Linked DNA regions of Homo sapiens: region 2 is linked to region 1. A link is a contact called in ENCODE Hi-C data. All regions are on one chromosome and are shown on one strand. The core of a region is the stretch at or near the end of the contact, and the rest is flanking DNA. Distances in the headings are between cores, read along the strand shown. Region 1 overlaps NTRK2 (neurotrophic receptor tyrosine kinase 2). Region 2 overlaps NTRK2 (neurotrophic receptor tyrosine kinase 2).

Region 1 (6,948 bases), core at 3,198-5,697:
TTGTAGACTGAGATCCAGTCTTAAACTTGCATTCAGGGCTCTGGCAATAAGTTAAATTAAAGTTATCCTTTCATTATAGAGACCTATATGTTTTATGAGAAAGAAAATGTTAAGTTTTTTTTTCTCATCATAAATTTTGGTGGTCCCTGTTGGAAATCACCATATTGGTGGGAACAGATAAGAAAAGTGCTATATAAACACTCAGAGAGAAATACAGAGTGTAATTTTTTTCTTTATAATATTTTGAAGATTTTTTCTCATAATTTATGTATTGAAGAGATGTGAGATATTATCAATTCAAATTTCCTCTTGCACTAGAGGCTGGGTGACATTAAGCTCACCAGCTAGTTAGTAACCAAGCCAGGCCTTGAAACTGGTCTGTTCATTTTAAATAATAATTAGCATTAATTGAAATTCTCATGTGCAGTCTGGTTTTCTAATTTTCCCAACAACCCTAGGAGGCAGTTACTGTCGTTACTGCATTTTGCAGACAAGGAAACTGAGGCGTAGGGACTTGTCTCAGGTCATATAGCCAGTAAGAGGTGAAGCTAGTGCAGTATGTTTAGTCCTCATCCTACACTACCAATTATTTTCCAGGCACTCAAATTTGTAAATGCCCGGAGTATTTGGGCTGTTCTAATAAGCTGCAGTTTTCAGAGGCATTGTGTAAGAATCTGAAGATTTCTTATTTATCTCCTATTGTTGCTCTATGTAAATATAATACAGGACATCATCCTAAAAAGTATCCCTGTTCTTTTCCATTGACTGCTGTGTTTGGGCTGTGATTATTTGTAAAGGTCCATTGTGCAAAAACTCTAGAAATTATTTATCGTGAAGGTGCTGGATTTACAAGTCCCCAGTCCTAGAGCGTGGTACAGTGGCTATGGGCTCAGACTTCAGAGGCAGGTACATCTGGGTTCAAATCCTGTTTTGGCAGCTATGTGACTTAGGGGAAGTGATCTGGCATGGCGAGGCCCCAGTTTTGTCTTCTGAAAAATGGGAACAATCATAGAACTCTCCTGGTAGCATTATTTTGTTAGGAGACAGTCCCTGGGTAGCCTTCTGGCTAACACCAGTTAGCACTCCATAAAGAGGGAGTTACTGGTGCTACTTCAAAGCTCATGGCCAAAAAGAAACTGAAAGCTGAAAATGCCACTGCTCAACAGCATGCAGTAGTAAGCTCTTCAAATTTAGATTTTGGGCTTGCTCATTTAGCGTTCTTTCCATTCACGTCCTCACAGTTGGGGTGCATACCCCCTCAAGAATAGAGCCACAGACTGAGAGTCTGATCTTCCGTATCACCTGCACCTGCTCAGGGACTGACTTTCAAAACTCTTTCTCAGCATTTTTGCTGAGAAACTGAAACTGGCTAGCTGTGAACCCAGGGACCAAGGGAATTTTTTTTTTAGAAAAGGATTATTCTACTCCCTATGAAAGAAACCTTAGAGCAGAGAGAATCCTGTCATAGTTGAAATGCCGTGGCTGTAAGCCTGGGAATTTGAGGTCTATCTACTTTTATCAAATCTAATCTATCAATCAATCATCTATCTATCATCTGTCTATCTAGAGATGATAGATAGATTGATAGATATCATCTGGAGATGATAGATTGATTGATAGATTAGATTTGATAAAAATCTATCTATTGGCCGGGCGCGGTGGCTCACGTCTGTAATGCCAGCACTTCAGGAGACCAAGGCGGGTGGATCACGAGGTCAGGAGATGGAGACCATCCTGGGGAGCTTGCAGTGAGCCGAGATCGCGCCACTGCACTCCAGCCTGGGTGACAGAGTGAGACTCCGTCTCAAAAAAAAAAAAAAAAAAAACACACAACAAAAAACTTCTATCTATCTATGTATCTATCTATTTTATTGATCTATCTATAAGGAGGGAGGATGGGGTAGCAGGAAACGATTCCACTTTGAAGAGTCACCATTTGAAATATTCACAGCTGCTTCCATTTCATTTTGATGTGTTGCCAAAGTACAGTTCAGGTAATAAAGTCTAGGCTAAAGGGGAATTTTTCTTTTGAGTAATACCACTATTAAGCTAATATGCTTAAAGACAAGATGCATTAGATACTACTCCTTGTTGCTTGAAGAGATTACCTAGAGGAATTATTTGATAGGTTGTTAAAGCAAATGTGAAACCTTTTAAAATGTAATGAGGACCCTTTCCAGGAACCTGTAAGTCAAAAATATTTCTGTGAATTTTCTCTAAAATTACCTCTTTTCTCTTATTTTCCAAAAAGCCAGCTATAAGCTTTTTGTTAAGCCAAAGAAGAGGAAATTCTTTACCCTCAGAAAAATGTCTTAGTAAAGGTCCTGAATGTCAAATTGAGACTGGAGAAGATTTGGTGACAACACAAAACAAGATGACAAATAGCATGTACTGTGTTTATGTTCTAATTCTTTATCCACTTTCCGATCACTCTTCAAAGCTTGAGCTCAATGCCCTTTCTCCTTTTAAGCCTTCACTGACCTGCCCAATTATTTAAATATATATAAACAAATATATATTTCCAATAATTTTTGTAGTTCCTTCCACTGTGCCCTCACAGGGCAAGTGCATGTACTTCTTCTTAAAACCTTTTCTTTTTGGCTCATCATATCCTGTGGCAGTGTCCACTGTCTCTCCTTAGAGCATCATCTCCTTCAAGATAAAGAATTGCTGGATTTGAAGAATCATGGAGGCCATTTCTAGTCTTACATTCCTCACATGTTGGGGTTCTGTGGCAAATGAATGCTTATCTGCTGAGGGCAATTATTATTATTATTTTAGACAAGATCTTGCTCTGTCACCCAGGCTGGAGTGCAGTTGGCGCTATCATGGCTCACTGTAGCCTTAACTTCTTGGACTCAAGTGATCCTCCCACCTCAGTCTCCCAAGCAGCTGGGACCACAGGCACCTGCCACCATGCCCAGCTAATTTTTAAATTTTGTGTAGACAGGGTATTACTATGTTGCCCAAGCTGGTCTCGAACTCCTGGACTCAAGCCTCCTGCCTTGGCCTCCCAAAGTACTAGGATTACAGGTGTGAGCCACTGTGGCTAGCTGGTTTTTATCACTTAAATAAATAAGTAAATAAGTAGTGGGTTTGAATATGTTGTGTTCTTGTAATCTAAATTAGCTTTTAGATTGGACAAATTTGGGGTTCCAAATCAGCTTTCCACCCCCTTCTGTTATTGTCTTTCCTTTGTTTGCTTGTTTTCTGCATGAGAAGTGAAGCTGTGTCCTATGACGGTGATAAACTCCAGGTGGAGGATCAGTTTGGGTGCCCTAAGTGAGCAGACATTCCTTGAGCATCAGCTCTGTGCTAGGAAACGGAGATCAGTGAGATGAGATGAGGAGCTAGCAATTCAGTTATGGGGTCAGGTAGACTCATAGAAAAATAAAATTGAGGGTACAAAGAGTACCTCCCATTGCTCTAATTCTTAATTGCAAACTTACAAGTGCAATAAATGCTAAAACTGCATGCCAACCGATGGAATAAAAATGTTCTGATTGGAAAAAGCATTTTTGGTGTTGTGTCTACAAATCACTCAAGCAGTCGTGGAGGGTCCTGGGATAGATTTAGATGAGTACATTGATAAGACTCTATCATATAAGATCCAATCTTTAGGGCAATAGTTAATGACCTTGGGATGTAGTAAATGTGCAAAAAATAACAGCAAAAACTGCCCTCATAATATGAGGTCCTAGCAAGAGTCCTGTATATGGACTTGGTAAGGGAGGAAGGCACATTCTGGGCAGAACAGGATGGTTGAAGGCCACCAATGATTCCTGGCAGATTATTAATAAAGGTTGAGGGCCAGGGACCCTGAGGGACTGACGAGGTGAGAGAAATTCCTAAGGAGTACCAAATGAAACAAAAAATCCGAATTCACCATGCCTCTTGGTCACTATTTAAGGGCCGCTGACTTGCCTAAGAGAGCATGCAAGCAACGTCTGCAGGCTGGGGGGTGGAGGGAAGCTCAATTTTCTGAGAAGATGAAAACTCCGTGGACCTCGTGAGATTCCTGTGAGGCAAGTGCGGGGACATGGGCTCTGGGGGCGGAGGGGCTGTGCTTGGAAGCCCCTGGGCCTAAGCTTTCTAGAGCAGTGGGCCTAGGTTAGAGGAGTTTGAGGTTGTCATGGAGAGAAATCTCCTGGTTGGGGTGTGTGCCACAATTCTGGGCCTTCCCACTGCTCCCTTGAGGGAATGGCACCCTTTTTGGAGATGTGTTTTATTAAGCAGAGCTTGACTCGGTGAAGAGCCCACAGTGTCACTGCACTTTAACAGGGGCAGTGGGGAGTGGTTTTCTGGGAAAGAGCCTGCTGCCCGCCTGTCAGTGGCCCTGACCTGGCACTTCCTCTCTCCTTCCTAACCCTGTGCCTTTGGGATCAGTTGCCCTGAGGCAGAGAGCAGGAGAGGCCAGGGCTGTGGAGATCCTCCTGGAGGCAGGTGGAAGTCACCAGGAGGGGGCAGCGCAGCACACACCTTGGTCTTCTGTTTCCATGCGGAGGCTGTGGAGCAGGGAAAGAAAGCTGTTAGCTGTTTGCTGTTTGGGTGGTCCAGGGAACCAAGAACTTGAGCTCGGGTGTGTTTGTCCACTGAGTCACTGAGAAACCCTGGGGTCTGGCTTTCCTGCAGTTATTTCCTTTGTATGGTTGTTGCAGTCTCTGTCTCTCTTTCTTTCCCTCTCTCCCTCCCACCCTTTCTTGCTTGCTGTCTCTTTCTTTTCTTTTTTCTTCATAAATTTTAAAAATTCAAAAAAGTATAATGACATAATAACTTTATATAATTACATTCAGAAATAATAGTTGAATATTTTTAAGCTATTTTTTCTTTTAATAAAATAGTTTAGCAGTTTAATAACATAAATGGTATAAATAGTTTCTGTGTATGTGTGTGTGTGTGTGTAACCCCAGACCCATTCTCCTTTCCCAAGGCCACCTTCCTTGGAATCATCTTTCTATACTTGGCATATCTACTTGACTGTGAACACTATGTGATATTATTTTTTGTGTATTTTTAAAAGTTCACACAGATTGTTTTATGTTACATGTACGTATCAGTATACAATTTTGCTTATCTTCTTTCTCACTTCGCATAGCAGTGTCTTTCTGTTCAAATATGTAGATCTGATTTAATCTAATATATATATATATATATCACCTTATTTTAAACAATGTCTATTTCTTTATGGATGGACACTCGGGTTGTTCCAGCTTTTGACTCTATGACAATGAATGTTGTAATATTCTACTGATCATATTACAATGACTCTTCTTGAGTCCATATGTGAGAACTTCTCTTGGATGAATACCTGGAATAGAATTGCTGGGCCCTGAAGGGTTCTGATTTATAATTTTCCAAGATACAGGCCAAGTGCTTTTCAAAGTAGTTATAACAATTTACACTTCCTCCAACAATTTCAGAGAAATTTCATCACATCCATAGAAATGTTTTACATTGTTAGACTTTAAACATTTTGTCAATCTAGTGGGAGAGGAATAATATGTCATTGTTATTTTAATTTACATTTCACATTTCTTGGGAGATAAGCAACTTTTCATGTTTCTTGGCCACCGAAGTTTTCCCTCTGTGAATTCCCTGTTATTCACCTTACTGGCTTCTTTTCTAACCCTATGATTTGATTCTTCACTTAGTGGTAGCTAAGGAGAGTTTCTTAGGGGGTAGATTTCCTGAGCAGTTTGTAGCTAGCATCTATATTGTGGACATGACTACACGTAGTAGCTTATGAGGGGGAATTCTTAGGATCTACTACTAGAGGAGCCCTTGCTGAAAATTTTTTTTTTTTTTTGAGACGGAGTCTTGCACTGTTGCCCAGGCTGGAGTGCAGTGGTGTGATCTCGGCTCATGTCAAGCTCCACCTCCCGGGTTCACACCATTCTCCTGCCTCAGCCTCCTGAGTAGCTGGGACTACAGGTACCCGCCACCACGCCTGGCTAATTTTTTGTATTTTTAGTTGAGACGGGGTTTCACCATGTTAGCCAGGATGGTCTCAATCTCCTGACCTCGTGATCCGCCCGACTTGGCCTCCCAAAGTGCTAGGATTACAGGCGTGAGGCACTGCTCCTGGCCCTTGCTAAACTTGTAATCCAGCTCTTCTGTTGGCCTTTCCATCTTGACAAGAAGAAAAATGTATTTATTTATCCAGGGCATTCTTGCCCCCACAGTAGAAGCGTATTCTCTAGTGACCATTTTTCATAACTTCTTTTGATGGTGCTTTTGAATGGTTTTCAGCAAAATTTCCTGTCTGGTCTTAGATTTCAGAATAGTGGTGCTTTGCTTAATTGGCTCATTTTCATCTCATGAATACTGTGAATTTACCATTGACCAAATTTATCCTCATCTCCTTCTTTCTTGGACACTGGTGACTAGAAAGCATAGAATTAAGCTTATGTGTGTGTTTTTTTTTTTTTCTAACGAGTGTATGCATTTCTAAATTGAATTCCGGGCTCCGTTGATATCTCTTTATTTTTAATTTATTTTTATTTTTAAATTGTTTTTTTTCTTTTTTTTCCCACATAGTTTTGTGCAATCCATTGACATCTCTACCCCTGTCTTTCTCTCCTCTATGCCTTCCATTTTTATTTGCTGGTTCGTTGTATTCTATTGAATAAAACCGGGGAGTTTATAAATTAAATGTCTGATGAAAAATGAAAAGAAAGGGCATAAGTAACAAAAAGTTAAAGATGAGTGCCTTGTGCAGATCATAATAAAGTCCCCATTGAGTTCCAGGCCCTTGTTGTGAGCATGGAGGATGCAAGGATAATCCAGGAAAAGAGTGAGGAAGAACTCTCAATGACTTCAGGACAGTGACAGGCCTCATGCTTACACAGCTGGTAGGAGGGGACAGGCTTGCCTGGAAGTCTGGATTGTGACTCCAGAGGAAAACTCGCCCACATTATCTATCCTTTTTGCTGTCAGTTGCATGAGAAA
Region 2 (7,626 bases), core at 2,221-4,720, 130 kb after region 1:
TTGTAAGAGAGATCGGGTTTCACCATGTTGGCCAGGCTGATCTTGAACTCCCGACCTCGAGTGATTTGCCTGCCTCGGCCTCCCAAAGTGTTGGAATTACAGGTGTGAGCCACCGTGCCCAGCCAATAGCTTACTTTTGACCAGAAGTCTTACTAATTCCGTGAACAGTTGGTTAATACATAGACTAGTATCTACATGTATTTTACGCATTCATGACATATTTAACTTTTCGTTAATTTTTTCAATATTTCTATGTTACAAGGTTCATCTGTTAATTTTTTCAAATTGTTTCAAATCTCCTAAAAATTTCGAATATATTCATTGAAAAAAATTTGTGTATAAGCGGACCTAAGCAGTTCCAACCTGCGTTGTTCAAGGATCAAGTGTGTATGTCGGCCAGTGAGCTAGGTGCTGGGAGGTACCTCCACAAACCAAGCAACTCCATCTTTGGCCTTATGGGCTATGGCCTAATGGTAATGTGTATAATATTGATACTATCACTGCCCATAATAAGAGAACAATGGCTTAAAAAGTTAAATGACTTTTCCAAGGGCACACACATCAGATTTGTCTGCCTATAAAATCTCTGCTTCTGGCATTGTTTCTCTGAGGCCAATGATTTTCCTTTGTCTCTTGGGTGTCTCTAGGCTGCAAGTTCTGAGCTAGCCATAAGATCTCTGCTCTTCATTTTGGTGGCTGTAATTCTTCTTGACTTGGTGTAAATGCATGAAGTATCCCTGCCCTTGTAACCTGTTTTCTTTTTTTTATTTCTCTTTTATCTTTTTTTAAAAAAATCATTTTCTTCTCTTTTCTTTCAGTTCTCTTTTTACTCAAGACAAACACCATAAATATGCTTTGTCTTTTCTTTAATTTTCACACTTTAAAATTTTCAAATTGGTTGGGCGGAATGTACTTAGCTTGCATGTTTATGTGTGTGTGCGAGAGAGAGAGAGCAAGGAAAGGGCACAAGAATTTACACACACACACACACACACACACACCCCTATGGAATAGGAATACCATGTATTTTCAGTTCTATTTGATCAAATGGGAATGTAATCCCAGTACATACACCATTTACCATTATCACCTCCTCAGTGCTTACTGTGCTGTAACACTCCCAGCTCTTCTTAAAAAACTTTCCATGTTGTATTTTTTGCTCTTTGTTTTTACTTCCTTATAAATAGCAAGAAGTTTTGCTGAGAAGAAATAATTACAAATCCCAAAAGGTTGGTGTTCCGTTCTGAGCTCCAAGATGTAAGGATTGAGTGGATTTCAAACTTGGCAAAATTTCTGACTTGGCAAATGCTTCCATCCTTATTTATGACAGCTTGGAAACTTCCATTTTCCAGGGTTTATAAATGATGCTGCTGATTTTGTCTCCTTTTTTTATTTTGCTGTGAATTATAAAATAACCAGCCTGAAGGTTTCCTTATAATATTAACCCTCTTAGCAGAGAGGGAGAGAAGTAGAGAGAGAGAGAGAGAGAGAGAGAGAGAGAGAGAGAAGAGAGAATGTGTGTAAATTGCTGTGTTCTTTCTTTTCTTGGTTATGAGGTGCATTTTACATATTTCATAAGCCCATTTACTTCCCTTTTTCTGCCTTTCAACAAAATGAAAATCTAGAAATGTTGAGGTTTGGGATACAGAGAGTGACAACCTGTGTTTGTCATTTTCACCATAAAGGACTTCTTGGCCAGCAGTCCTCTAAGGGATGATACATTTCATCTCCAAATTGCAATTTAGCATTTGGAATTCTGGAGCAAGATAGGTAATGCATAAAGTATCAGAGAGTCTTTTTCTAGTGGTGTGAATAGGCTATTTCAGGGGGTCTCCATGCCCATATTCTTAGAAAATTGTCCAAGTGGAGGAAAAACAAAGAAGTTGTCACCTTCTTTTCCCTTGACACTCCTCCCCCACTGAAGCCTTCTTCTTTTTCTTTTTCACTTTCTTACTTCTATACTCAATTCCTCAAAGCCCACTCATCTTAGGTTTCCTTTGTAAGTGCTTTTTCCTTTCGATTCATGGGAATATGAAGAAATTAGGAGCCTTCATTTATTGGGTAGAGTAGATAGATTTTACCAAATGTGGGCAATAGGAATTTTGCAGTGCAGAATGTGTCCTCTCAGAAGCAGACACCAAGATGGAATTAAAGCTGCAAAGATTTTTATCCTGAGAAACTCTTGGGTGAGAGAAACTGGGAAGGGAATCCGAGAGCAAGGATCTGTAAGAGCATCAGACTGCAATGCAAGCAGGACTGTGGGTGAATAAGAGAGGGATGGAGGCTTAGGTCAAGCACCCTCGACTGCCGTTCACTCTAGGGAGTTACTGGCGAGGCTGCTGGGGAGTATTTGAGCCAAATCAGCCATCAGAAGACTTCCTTGTCTCCCAGGAGGGTTCTGCCTTTATATTTCCACCACTCTCACTCATTGGCTCTGGAGCTTGGCCTCTGTGCAAATGAGGCGATAAATTCCTGAGTTCAGCATTTGGTACCCTTGGTCAACTATGTTCCCTGTCCTTGAAGGTCTACGAGGTGCATTCTCAACAGTAGACACTGTCTTATCTGAGCTCCACTTAACAGATATGCTCATTAATTGCTGCTTGCCATCTCTCTGTAAAACACAATGACCAACCTACACCCTGGACACTCCTGGCTGAACATCTGGGTTGAGTGCTTTCGGAAACTCCACTTCCTTAAATGACCTACTGTCAGTTTCATTGGTTAAAAGGGCTTCTACTACAATCATTTTTTTTTTTTAAAAGTACCCAGGCTGGGCAAGTCAACATTTTGAAATGTTTAAAAAATGTAATTTTTGAGCTGTAGCTACCCTTTTATTTATGGCAACATAAAACAACATCTGAAACTAAGACCTGTTTTTGTTTTTCTCGCCTACATACTAAAACCACGAGTGATTTTTATTTCATTTCATTTTGTGTTCCCCATCAAACAAATTTCCTATCATGACAGCTCTTGTTATTGATTCATATTCTTTCAGAAGAGTGTTTATGGAAGTGTACATCAATGCCTTGCCAGGCATGAGGACCAAGTCGGAGTGGTACAGAGCGATGCATCCTCTTACACAATTACTCACTCCTGGACTTCAGCAGCCCTTGCATTGAATTGTTTTCAAGGAAAATGAGACCTTATTCAGATGCAACCAACTTTATTGAGTACTTTCTATGTGGTAGACCATAGGTTCCTGATTCAAATGACTACAGGTTGGGACAGTCCTGGGCGTCAGTAGCTGGGGTGGAGGAGAATGCCCCATGCACAGGATAGGGCTGCCCCTAGCCCAGCCCATGTTGGCGTGCAGGAATGAAAGCCTAGCGTACCCAAATCTTCTGATTTTTTTAAGACAAGGGGAGATCCGGGTTTTTATGTGAAATTTTCTAGTTTTTAAATGTTGGCAAGACCCTTCACATTTTTTAAGGTCTCTATGAGCCAAACATAACAAGTGTTGATGCCAAATGTTGCCGTTTGTGACTTTCTGGCTGGACATTCTGCTCGTGGCTTTCAGACGTGGTTCCTTTACAACAGCCCTGAGTAGATACTTGTCTTAAGTCAGGCTTCCTGGAAACAGATGCTGAGATGAGGATTCATGTGCAAGTAATTTATTAAGGGTGTGCCTGGGACCGGTATGGGGAAGCAGGACAGTGGGGGAGGAGCTAAGCAGGAGTATGATTTGAGCCAAAGCCTTGTGGAGGTGGTTTCAGCCATTTAGTTTCAGTGGTTTAAGTTGCCCTTCAGAGTTGTCCCACCCTGAGCTTAGGGAGCTGGGCTTTCATATGTGTACACCTGTCAGTCATTAGCTGCAGGTTGCAACAGGCAAAAATGGGCTCCAATAGCTCAAGGGAAGGCCTCCAGAAAAGTGACACAGGTGCTGGCTGTTGGCACTGCAGGGCACACAATGGCAGTAACAGTGGTTCTGAGAGAACCCTCACGACCCACCACCAGCAATCTGTGGCTCTCCCTAGTCGACAGGCTGAGCCAGAATTCAGAAACTGATCTTTTGACTCTGTGGCCAGTGCTTGTTGGCACCCTTTCCACCTGCTTCTTACTGAGATCAGCATGCAGAATTCAGATCATCTTAGACCCTGGCAAATTGGTATGTTGGCCCTGGGCTACTAGCTCTTCTTTTCCTCTAGTAATGCATGGAGAGAGGGTGGCATGGCTATTCAGAGGTGGGGCAGCCCAACAGGAGCAAGAAAGGGGCTCTGGAGCCCCCAACCCTGTAGGCAGCCCTAAATGGGCTCCCAAGAGAGGCTGAGGCAGCTCTCAGTTCTAAATTTTTCTTGCTAAGTTTGGCAATTTCTTCCCTGAGATGCAGACAGTGTTTCTGGGTGCTCTGTGTCCTGGTGAGTTCTGGGCCTATGAGACACACTTGTCCGCTGCTGGAAAGGTGGACCTTTTGGGGAAATAGGCCAGCAGCTTCTACATCTTGCATCACAGTGCCACAGTATGTAGGCTGTTTCCTTTGGAGAGCTTAAAGCTATTCATGGTTTTAATTTGGAGATACACCCTCTAAAATCCAACCAATTTCCCTTGAAGGAAATCTATCAGATCTGAGGAGAGAAGACAGAAGCTACAGCACCATCTGCTAACCAAACACCTCTGGATTTTGTGGGTTCCAGAGGCAAAAAGATCAGTTTTTTTTTTTTTTTAACTGAGTTCATCACGTGTTCCCAGACACACCTGCCCCGTGCCTTCTGCTGTAGTGGACAATTTGCTCATCCTTCCAACTCCTGGATTACCCAGGACAGCTTTCCTCTCCCTGGGCTCTTGAATGTGGTTCCAAAATCAAGCCAAGTCTTCCTCACCCAAATCTTTCAAACCTGTCCATTTTGTGTACCCCCACCCTGTCTACCATCCTCCAGGCCCTTTGTAATTGAGAGGGCCAAGCTGGTCTTCTCTCTCCCCTTCTCACCATGCTTCCACCCCCTGAGCCCCACATTATCTTCCCAAGATGCAGGCTTGAGCCTTAGGCAACTTGCGCAGCTGAGTAGATTAAGTCCAAGCTTCTCAAAAGAGCATCCCAAGTTCAGGACATTGTCACTCCAGCCATGCTTCCCCACCCACCACCTCTGGTCCACTTCCTTAAGCTGCCTACTCCACTTGGTTTGACCCTCTTCCTCCCACCACCCTCAACTTATTGATTGGGTGACCTTGAACTTGGCACTTAACTCTCCAAGTCTTAGATTTGTCCTCATTAAAACAAGGGTGGGGTGACTAGGAGATTTAAGTGGAAAAAAAGTCTGGCAAGTCATTCAGACAGCATGGCATGCAGTAACAGAAGCAATGACCATAACAATGATTATCATGATTGTTACCTATCTTCCCACCCTCCTAGAAGCTGGCACAGAATTCTGCACACAGAGTGGCACCTTCTTTCCTATACCCCCATATTAATAATTGTGCCATAGTGTTCATCTGGTGAGAGGAGCTTGGGTCTGCTGTTGCTGCATTAAACTGGATTGCTCCAAAGCATTAGACCACATGCCACTCCTGTCAAAGGTGCTACTGGGCTTTCAAAGAAACAGATGAAAAAGATGTGATTCTCAGTTGAGTTCACTTTTGTTGAGATGTGTGAATGTTTCTGAGTAAAGCTATGTGGGACCTCATAGCTGAAAGGCTGAATCAGAAATAGGGAGCTTCTGAGGCACGGAAGATCAGTAAAGCTTTAGGATTCTGAATGAAACTAAATTCCACCCCCCACCCGCCATGGACAGCAGAAGCAAAGATCTCTGGGGAACTTCTTCAGGATGTGAACCAGGGGCTGCCATAACAAGTTACCACAAACGTGATGGTTTACAACAACAGAAATTTATTCTCATCATTGTGGAGTCTGGAAGTTTGAAAGTGAGGTGTTGACAGGGTTGGTTCCTTTTGGAGGACCTGAGGGTCTCTCTTAGTTTCCAGGGGCAATTATCGGCATCCTTTGGCTTGTAGCTGTATCACTCCAGTCACTGCAGCTGCCTTCAGCTCGCCTTCTCCCTGAGTCTCTGTGTCCTCTCTTCCTCTTATAGAAATTCTCATTAGATTTAAAGCCTACCCTAAATCCACGATAATCTCATCTTAGTAATTTTTAATAACATTTGCAAAGGCCCTTATTTCCAAGTAAGATCACTGTCACAGGTTTCAGGGCTCAGGATTGGACATATCTTTTTTTACAGGCCACCATGTAACCCACTACCTGGAGAACAGAGTTGAACTGAGAGGTTGATAGCACAATGGAAGGTACAGGATGTAGATGCCAAGAAGATCTGAGTTCCAATCCCTGTTTGGCCCATGATGTGGACGTATCCCCTAACCTCACTAAATCTCAGTTTTTCCTTTTCTGTAAAAGGGGGATACTCATTTCCACCACGTAGATTGTGAGAATAAGTTAACAATGCATGTATCTAGTACTTAGTAGATTCACAATATAGTTATTGTCTATAGCTATTACCACCACTCATTCATTCATTTAATAAAAATTTAAATCTCTGGACATCAAGGTGAAAGAGACATATCATATGGCTTTTAGTCATAAAAACACTTTGAAGGAGTTTTGTGTTTGTTGAATGAATAAACAGGTGTTCAGATCTGAAGCCTATCAGAAGTATTTGCTTTGTTCCAAGCGAAAGAAGGGGGTTTGGCAGGTCCTCTTATGCACTGTGCTGCCTGCAGGGTGAATGATGATGATGGTGATGCCAGACTTTAAAGGAAGCTCCTATTTTAGACTAGTGTTTATAATCCTTAAAGAATATCATTACATTATCATTCACTTCAATGGTCCACATAGGTGGTCATCAGAGTGAATTCTATGGGGAACTAATATCAAGAGGCAATGTGAGGTGTCTTAACTAAAGAAAAAAACTTACAGCACAGAGCAAGGTGGGGCCAGGCAAGTAACAGTTAAAGGGAGGAGAGAGGGGCAGCCCCTTGGAGAGTGTGTGTCTTATTTAAACAGGGCAGCTGATACTCACTCGTTCATTCAACCATGCATTTAACCCTTCTCCTTGCCTTGGACTGTGCCAAGTGCTGGGGCCACAGGGTGAGAAAAGCAAAGTACTGTCTTCAGGGAGCTTATGTTCTCTGAGCGCAACTCCAGCTCTGGGTGCCACGTGGGAATCTAGGGCTTTTTGCTGCCAAATCATCTGCTTTTTAAAGAGAAGAAGCCAGAGGTTATGTGAAATCTCCTGATTTTTAAATGTTGGCAAACAATGTACATTTTTAAAGAACACTGTGCAGGCCAGACAAAACTTGTCTTTTGACTCAATTGGGCCTGGCCTGTAGGCTGCCAATCTGTAACCCTTGGGGTGGAATCTCATGACTTTTGCCTTAAGAAACATTTTTCAAATGTCTGATTTTACGCTAATTCTCATTTTTCCTGACTTCATTGCAAGCTGCCAATGCTTACTGCTTGTTGTCTATGTCCTCCTGGATTTAACGATTCCTAGGTGCTTCACCTCTGCGTTTTCAGCTGAGCTAACCTCAGTCTATCAGTTTCTCCCTTGCAAACCTAAGCCCCATATCTTTGATTACAGTTTCGTGTTCTCTCAAGCTTCCAGAAAGGCTCTGAGCATTGCCCATTTTTCCCTCAACATTTCTTCTCTTGAGAATTGGAATCTAGTCCAAACCCTTAAC

What was found. A loop is a pair of places that touch in the nucleus more often than their neighbours do. Pooled maps may share reads with other maps.
Region 2: a pooled map shows a loop between it and region 1 (2.7-fold over the local background). The contact joins two enhancer-like sites. A Hi-C loop is called at or near these places in 3 of 37 single-sample maps with no recorded cell type and 4 of 50 pooled maps.

What each region holds. Positions count from the first base shown.
Region 1 is chr9:84,693,249-84,700,196 of GRCh38, forward strand. The region is part of intron 2 of NTRK2 (neurotrophic receptor tyrosine kinase 2); the gene reads left to right. Among named protein-coding and RNA genes, the nearest start is that of NTRK2, 27 kb to the left of the region's middle. RefSeq lists an enhancer at 838-1,097. Within about 2 kb of position 4,448, at least 3 of the 41 ENCODE cell types and tissues checked have a DNase peak (open chromatin) inside an H3K27ac peak, as active enhancers do.
Region 2 is chr9:84,820,346-84,827,971 of GRCh38, forward strand. All of the region lies in intron 12 of NTRK2 (neurotrophic receptor tyrosine kinase 2), which reads left to right. LOC124902193 (a long non-coding RNA gene) reads right to left here. Exons shown (of 3, transcript XR_007061632.1): 3 at 7,020-7,136. Among named protein-coding and RNA genes, the nearest start is that of NTRK2, 150 kb to the left of the region's middle. Within about 2 kb of position 3,471, at least 5 of the 41 ENCODE cell types and tissues checked have a DNase peak (open chromatin) inside an H3K27ac peak, as active enhancers do.